Linked DNA regions of Homo sapiens: regions 1 and 3 are each linked to region 2. Evidence: chromatin loops called from intact Hi-C (ENCODE). Cell type or tissue: PC-3. All regions are shown on one strand. Region 1 overlaps ADAM19 (ADAM metallopeptidase domain 19). Region 2 has its middle 13 kb from the start of THG1L. Region 3 overlaps CYFIP2 (cytoplasmic FMR1 interacting protein 2).

Region 1 (2,500 bases), 240 kb before region 2:
CCTCTTAACCAGGTAGGGATGTGTGAGTGGGAAGCAATTTCATGAGCAGGCATGTTAGTAGTGAAAGCATTTGTGTTTAGATGTCTTTAGGGTCCATAGGCAACCTCATAACCATGAGAGGTTAGAAAAATATAATCAGGCTGGGTGCGGTGGCTCACGCCTGTAATCCCAACACTTCAGGAGGCTGAGGCGAATGGATCACTTGAGGTCATCTCTACTAAAAATACAAAAATTAGGCGTGGTGGTGGGCACCTGTAATCCCAGCTACTCAGGAGGCTGAGGCATGAGAATTGCTTGAGCCCGGGAGGCGGAGGTTGCAGTGAGCTGAGATTGCACCACTGCACCCCAGCCTGGGTGACAGAGAGAGACTCCGTCTTAAAAAAAAAAAAAAAAAGTAAAATCAGAGAGCAAGAAGCCTCTCTCAGGGTTTTTGTGAAGATTAAACGAGATAATCCTTATTTGTAAACAGCATGCAGTGAGTGGCTCACGTATGTTAAATACAGCTGTTCCTTGGTATCTGCAGGGGATTGGTTCCAGGACCCCCATGGATAACAAAATCTAAGGATGGCCAAGTCCCTTATATAAAATGGTATAGTATTTGCATATAACCTACATATATCCTCCCATATACTTTAAATCATCTCCAGATTTCTATAATACCTAATACAATGTAAACGCTGTGTAAATCGTTGTTATACCGTATTTTTAAATTGTATTACTTTTTATGGTTGTACTTTTTTTTTTTTCAAATATTTCAACCTGCTGTTGGTTGAATCCATGAATTTGAAACCCACGGATATGGGGGGCCGACTGTACTGAGTAACTGTTACCTTCGATCATGGTTATTAATCCTCCATCTCTCTGAGAGAACCTCAAAATTGAGGTAGGGATCAATGAGAGAATAAGGGTGGGATCCTTTTATGGACTGGGAAGCACTAATGAATACGAGCTGTGATATCACGCAGGGTTCTGGAATCAGAAAGCACACCCAACCTTATCCCTGGCTGTGCCTGCCTACCCAGCCCAAGAGACCTGGGGCAAGTGTCTCCCCTCTTTAAAGTATGATCCCTTGCCTTAATAAGATGAGGAGGTGAGCAGAGGCTCTCAGCTGTCTTCTATATGCAGTAGTGTAGGATGAGAAAAAACATATCGAAGAATCTCAGGATCATTCAGGCCTTTAATAAGCAGCCTGCGTCCAGGTGTAAAGACAAACAGCCCCCTCTACTGGTCATAGGAAAACATAGGCTTTGCTGTGGCTCAGGGTCCACCATGAAGGCTTTATAGGCTGAACTGACCATCCTTGTGGGAACTCTTTCTGAAGTCCACGTCATGAATCCTATCTAATCTGAGCAGTAGGACATTACAACAAACACACAATAAAGAGCTGCCAAACCAGATAACATTGCAAATGACAAACAATTCATTTTTAATTAAATACTAACAAGGAAAAAAGGCACCATGGCCCATTCAAGTATTTTGCATAGATGTACAAATATTGTAAACAATTAATAGGTGGACAAGAGAGAAGAAGATCTGTTTTCCGTGAACAATCTCCCAAATAAAAAGAAAATTCACATTGCCCTGGATCCCAGACACATACAAACGCACAGTGGACGGTGTGAGAGGACGCGTTGGGGGTGACTTTGGAAATGTGGGCTTGGATTCTACAGAACCTCTCCTTCGCAGGCTCCCCTGGGGAAGGGGACCTTTCCAGTTGGCGTTCCCATGGCTTTCTTGGGTGTCCAGCAGAGCTGTTATACACGTGGTTAACACAATTACTGACTTTGGAACTGGTCCCCAGTTTTCAAATTGCAAGTCTTCCATACCCTCTGTCAAATAAGAATAAATTAGGAAGTAGGCAGGGAGAGACTTCCAATAAAGATTGGAAAGGCGTATTGCAGGAGGTGGGGAGGGGCTATTGCTTCAGGGGGAAGGGACTATGGCAATACAAAAAAACACTCCAACCAGAAAATCAGCAAGTCTCAGACCTTAAGATCTGCAAGTGTCTCAGAGCTGGGGCAGAAAAAGGCTTTACTTTTATAGGGAGAAGTCAGCAAGGCTGAAAGGAATCTATGGCTAGCAGGCAGTTACAAGATTGAGCCAGGTGCCCAGGCTAAGGCTTCTAGAGACAGGGAGACAGGGCACTAAATCCCTTGAGGTTTGTTTTAGAGATGGCTCCAAGGCCCTTAAAAAAAAATTCTTGGGTTGTAAAATTGGCAGGAGGTTAATTTCACTTTTAAAAAGATTTACCTACATCCCCATCTGCACAAAGAGCTTGCTAACTCACTAACCCAAACTTGAGTTAAGCTTCCCTCCTCCCCACCAGACCCTGGACTTTGGGCCATCCTCAGCCTGAGCCAGCAAACAGCCCCTCCCCTGGAGACAAAAAAAAAAAAAAAAAAAAAAAGGCTGGGCACAACGTCATTCCCTGAACGTGGTTCTTTCTAGCCATGTTTACTTCTTCCAATAAAAGAAAAGTCCTTTTCTGCCTGGGCTTTGA
Region 2 (2,500 bases):
AAAATTCCCTAGTATCCACTAATAAAGAGTGGCAATAGATTATATTATTACTCAAAAGTATTCACTTTCCTCTTCTCTATGGGAAGATGACACACTCTTCCCCTATAATCTTAGCGCTTGGCCATATTGCTTCAGCAAACATATTGTGAGCAGCAAGATGCACATTGTGCGGTGTAGAAGCTTTTCTAATCATTTCCTGGGTTTTGGGGTAAGACACAGGGATCAAAACAGCTATCAGGAATATAACCATAGTCAACTGGCAGTACAAGTGACTTGAACAGGAAATAAACTTTTGTTTTACAAACCACTAAAACCTAGGGTTGTTTGTAATTGCAGATTTCCCCAGTGAATTTAGAGCTGTTTTTAATGGTTTTTAGGCCAGTATCCAGTCAAGAGTTTTGCATTGTATTTGGTTGTTATGTCTCTTAAATCTCTTATTCTGGAACAGTCCCCACTTACCTTTTCTATTTTTTTTTTTTTTTTTTTTTTTTTGAGACAGTGTTGCTCTGTTGGCCAGGCTGGAGTGCAGTGGCACAATCTTGGCTTGCTGCAAACTCTGCCTCCCAGGTTCAAGCAATTCTCCTCCCTCAGCCTCCTGAATAGCTGGGATTACAGATATGAGCCACCAAGCTGGCTAATTTTTATATTTTCAGTGGAGACAGGGTTTCCCCATCAAGGCCAGGCTTGTTTCCAACTCCTGGCCTCAAGTGATCCACCCGCCTTGGCCTCCCGAAGTGCTAGGATTACAGGCGTGAGCCACCATGCCCAGCCCTCCACTTACCTTTTCTTTCTTCCCTGTTTCTCCTCCTTTTTCATTTTCCTTTTTTCTCCTAGGACACATGTTCAAAGATATTGTTCTTCTTGATAAAATTTACTTTTGAAGAAGCCAAGTCAGTGATCTTACATAATACCCTGCATCCTGAATATGTCTGATTATGTTCTTTTGGCGTGTGTGTTTTTGTTTTGTTTTGTTTTTTTAAGATGGAGTTTTGCTCTTGTCACCCAGGCTGGAGTGCAATGGTGCTATCTTGGCTCACTGCAACCTCTGCCTCCTGGGTTCAAACGATTATCCTGCCTCAGCCTCCCAAGTAGCTAAGATTACAGGCACTATCAATACAATTGCAATACAATTGCAATCAATTATAGTTATTATTTTTATCAATGCCCAAATTATCGCATATTTGGCCAGTGGGAACCCCTTTAAGCTGGCTCATCTTTTTTGAGATACACTCATTAGTCTGAGCATTTCCTTCCTTTCTGGGACAACACAGTGTCCCAGGCTCGCCTAGAATTTCCTCTGCCACAATGTGGAGCCAGCCATTTCTTCAAGGAGTTTATTTTCATTTTCATGGGGAATGGTAATTTGAAGTTAAGATCTGGATGCTTACTGCTTCTGGAGTGTCATTTTATCTCCACCCAATGGACAGAGCTGGGAAATACACTTTATTTTTTTGAGACATTATCTGGATCTGTCGCCCAGGCTGGAGTGCAGTGGTGAGATCTCAACTCACTGCAAGCTCCTCCTCCCTGGTTCAACCGATTCTCATGCCTCAGTCTCCCGAGCAGCTGGGATTTACAAGCATGCCCCACTATGCCAGGCTAATTTTTGTATTTTTAGCTCAGAGTTTCACCACATTGGCCAGGATGGTCTCAATTTCCTGGCCTCAAGCAATCTGCCCGCCTTGGCCTCCCAAAGTGCTGAGGTTACAGGCATGAGCCGCCGCACTGGGCCTGGAAAATACATTTTTAAAAATCATGAATTCAGGGCCGGGCATAGTGGCTCACACCTGTAATCCCAGCGCTTTGGCATGCGGATAGCTTGAGCCCACAAGTTGGAGACCGGCCTGGTTAACATGGGGAAACCCTGTTTTTTCTTTCTTTCTTTTTTTTTTTTTTGCTTTTAAGGAGCGGAGAGTTTAATAGGTAAGAAGGAAGGGAGAAGACAGAAGAAAGAAGCTCCCCCATACAGAGACACAGGGATGGGGGCTCCAAAGCTGAAAGAGGAGGTCCCCACCTGGCAGGGACACCAGCCAGGTATATATGCAGAGGCTGGAGGTGGTGTTTGATTTGCACAGGGCTCAAGGGATTGGTTTGACTAGGCATGACATTCACGTAGCCTGTAAAAAAGCTGACCCTCCCACCCTAGCCTTTTAATATGCAAATGTAGGGCGCCATGATGTTCTACACTCCTGGGGATATTTGGAGGTGGCCATGTTGCCAGGAACATGTGGGGAAAGGGCAGGAAGGCCACAGGAATCTCCATGTTTGGGTGGGCCCACTTTCTAATGGTCAGTATTTGCATATCAAAGGTTGGTGGGCTGCTGCTAAGAGCCAGGGATTTAAGAGAAACTTTTCCAGAGATGCTTTAAAAAACAAAAGCTTCCCTTGGCCAGGCACGGTGGCTCACGCCTGTAATCCCAGCACTTTGGGAAGCCGAGGCGGGAGGATCACGAGGTCAGGAGATAGAGACCATCCTGGCTAACACAGTGAAACCCCGTCT
Region 3 (2,500 bases), 350 kb before region 2:
GGGTGTTCTGGTGGTTTCAATTAATGTATTACAGTCAAATGCATAAATCTTAAGTGTACAGCTTGATGAAGGCACATGTCCATGTAGCCCAGGTCTAGACGCAGAACATTTATAGTACCATAGATGGTTCTTTCATGCCCTCTTCAGTGTTCCGCAAGGAATCGTAGTTCCGAGTTCTATTTCCAGAGATAGTGTTGCTTGTCCTTGAACTTCATGTAGAGTTATCTAGTATGTTTTCCCTTTCCTTTCTGACCTCTGTCATTCAACATTACATTTGAGATTCATCCATGTTGTAGATGATCCATTTTTTATTACCGAATCAGTTACTCTAGTATTCTCATTGCATGAACAGACTAACTGAATCATCCGTTTTACTGTGGGTGGACATTTGGGTTGTTTATAGTTTGGTACTATTATGAATAATGATGTCATGAATATTCTTGTACATGTGTTTTGGTGTATAGATGCTCCTGTTTTTATTAGGGAAATACCTATTAGGTTAGCTTCAAAGCAGTTTTCAAATTGTACCAATTTATACTCCCATTCAGCAGTGTATGAGAGTTATCATTTCTTTGCAGCCTCATAAACAATTTGTCCCTCTTTAATCATAGCCATTCTGGGGGGGCTGTCATGTTTCATTATGATTTTGATTTCCCTAATGATGCTGATTCTCCTTCCACATGCTACTAGCCATTTGGACACCATCTTTTGTGAAGTGCTGGTCAACATTCTTGCCTTTTTAAGTCATCTTTCTTATGGATTTGTGGCCATTATATACTATGGATACATGTATTGCAGATCTATTACTCTGGCTTGTCTTTTGGTGAATAGAAGTTCTTGAGGCTTAGTGTAGTTATTTTTTTCCCTTACGGTTTTGTGATTTGTTTAGAAAACCTTTCCTACTCTAACGCGTGAAGATGGGCTATCCTCTGAAAGTTTTAGAGGTTAGTCTTTCAACGCTAAACAGACCTTTAAGTCCATATTATTCACCTAGAATTGATGTTTGTGTTTAATGGGAAGTATAAATCTTTTATTTCCAGATTGTTCTGGCACCACTTCTTGAAAAGACCTTCTTCCTGCAATCTGTAGTGGTAGTGCTATGTCTGTCATTTATCTTGTATCCATAAATGGTCTGGTCATCGCAGCCTCTTAATATATTTGTTGGATCTTATCTGAAACAAATCAGCATTTGTTAAGTATTTTTATATGTATCAGGTTTTTAAAGGAAATTCTATTAATGTCTAGTGTTTCCTCTAGTATTTCCTTCCCTGGGAAATCAGAAAGTGGTCATTAGGGAAAATAGCAGTCACTAAGTTTTTGTTTAAATTTTGCTTGGTTTTCTAGACTTTCGGCCATTGTTTGTTATGCCAGCATACACCAGGAGAGGGACCTATTTGTACGTGTGAGGGAAGGCAGGCCTGAGTCCCCCGGGAAGGACAGAGCCCTTTAGTCTGCCTTTTACTGCAAGGCCTCTTGCCTGGAGTGTTCTTTGCCTTCATCTCTGTTACTTCTTCTCTCCTTATTAGAGTGGACCACAGAAACACTCCGGTCAGTCATTTGAGAGCATTACTGCCCTCACCAGAGGTGAGGAGAGTCTAGACCCAAACTCACAGATCCGAATGCCAGTCAGATCTGGAAAGGCCCCCAGAGACCATCCAGGGTTGGTTTCTCAACCTCAGCACCACTGACATTTGGAGCCAGATAATCTTTTAGGGGGTTGCCCTGGACTTTATAGGATGTTGAACAGCATTTCTGGACTATATTCCAGTAGTACCCTTCATTGTGGCAACCAATAATGTCTCTAGATATTGTCTGATATTCCTTAGGAGGGTAAAACCTCCCCCTGTTGGAAACTGCTCATCTAGTGCAACCTCAAATTTTGTAGATAGGAAAACTGAGGCCCAAGAGGGAGCTGATTTTCCCAGCATTACAGCTAGTGCAGGAGTCTGGATGAAAACCAGATGTGCCTTGGAGTCCAAAGATCCTTAAGGTTAGCGTATTACAGTACAGACAGATGCCCAGCTGAGCTTTGCCGATTGTTTTTGTTCTTTTCAACAGTTCCATCTCCACATCTGACCTTCTGTCTCCTACTTCTACCTTTTAATGTCTTTCCTCTAATTGTTTTATTACATAATTGAAATAAATTCATTGATTGAAAACTCAGAGAAGCAGAAAGAAAACAAAAACCACTTTGTCACACTAAGATGACCTCTGTTCACTTTTTTTTTTTTTTTTTTTTTAAGACAGAGTCTCACTCTGTTGCCCAGGCTGGAGTGCAGTGGCATGATCTCGGCTCACTGTAACCTCCGCCTCCCAGGTTCAAGCAATTCTCCTGCCTCAGCCTCCTAAGTAGCTGGGATTACAGGCATGCACCACCACACCCAGCTAATTTTTGTATTTTTAGTAGAAGAGATGAGGTTTCACCATGTTGGTCAGGCTGGTCTTGAACTCCTGACCTCAAGTGATCTGCCCACCTCGGCCTCCCGAAGTGCTGGGATTA

Evidence for each region. Peaks named below come from ENCODE experiments on the same cell type or tissue, not always from the same donor. Only the 100,000 strongest peaks of a DNase experiment are listed, where the experiment ranks them.
Region 1: it touches region 2 in a loop (7-fold over the local background); 26 of 110 quality-filtered maps call a loop at or near these places.
Region 3: it touches region 2 in a loop (8-fold over the local background); 18 of 110 quality-filtered maps call a loop at or near these places.

What each region holds. Positions count from the first base shown.
Region 1 is chr5:157,475,907-157,478,406 of GRCh38, forward strand. ADAM19 (ADAM metallopeptidase domain 19) reads right to left here. Exons shown (of 23, transcript NM_033274.5): 23 at 1,398-2,500. Among named protein-coding and RNA genes, the nearest start is that of NIPAL4, 17 kb to the left of the region's middle. In PC-3, CTCF peaks have their summits at 1,210 (motif pointing left) and 1,420; a DNase peak (open chromatin) is centred at 1,225; H3K27ac peaks cover 187 bases.
Region 2 is chr5:157,717,271-157,719,770 of GRCh38, forward strand. No RefSeq gene overlaps it. Among named protein-coding and RNA genes, the nearest start is that of THG1L, 13 kb to the right of the region's middle. In PC-3, a CTCF peak has its summit at 1,413; a DNase peak (open chromatin) is centred at 1,411; H3K27ac peaks cover 1,966 bases.
Region 3 is chr5:157,365,533-157,368,032 of GRCh38, forward strand. The region is part of intron 26 of CYFIP2 (cytoplasmic FMR1 interacting protein 2); the gene reads left to right. The region is part of intron 1 of NIPAL4-DT (NIPAL4 divergent transcript); the gene reads right to left. Among named protein-coding and RNA genes, the nearest start is that of FNDC9, 21 kb to the left of the region's middle. In PC-3, CTCF peaks have their summits at 1,375 and 1,586; a DNase peak (open chromatin) is centred at 1,409; H3K27ac peaks cover 455 bases.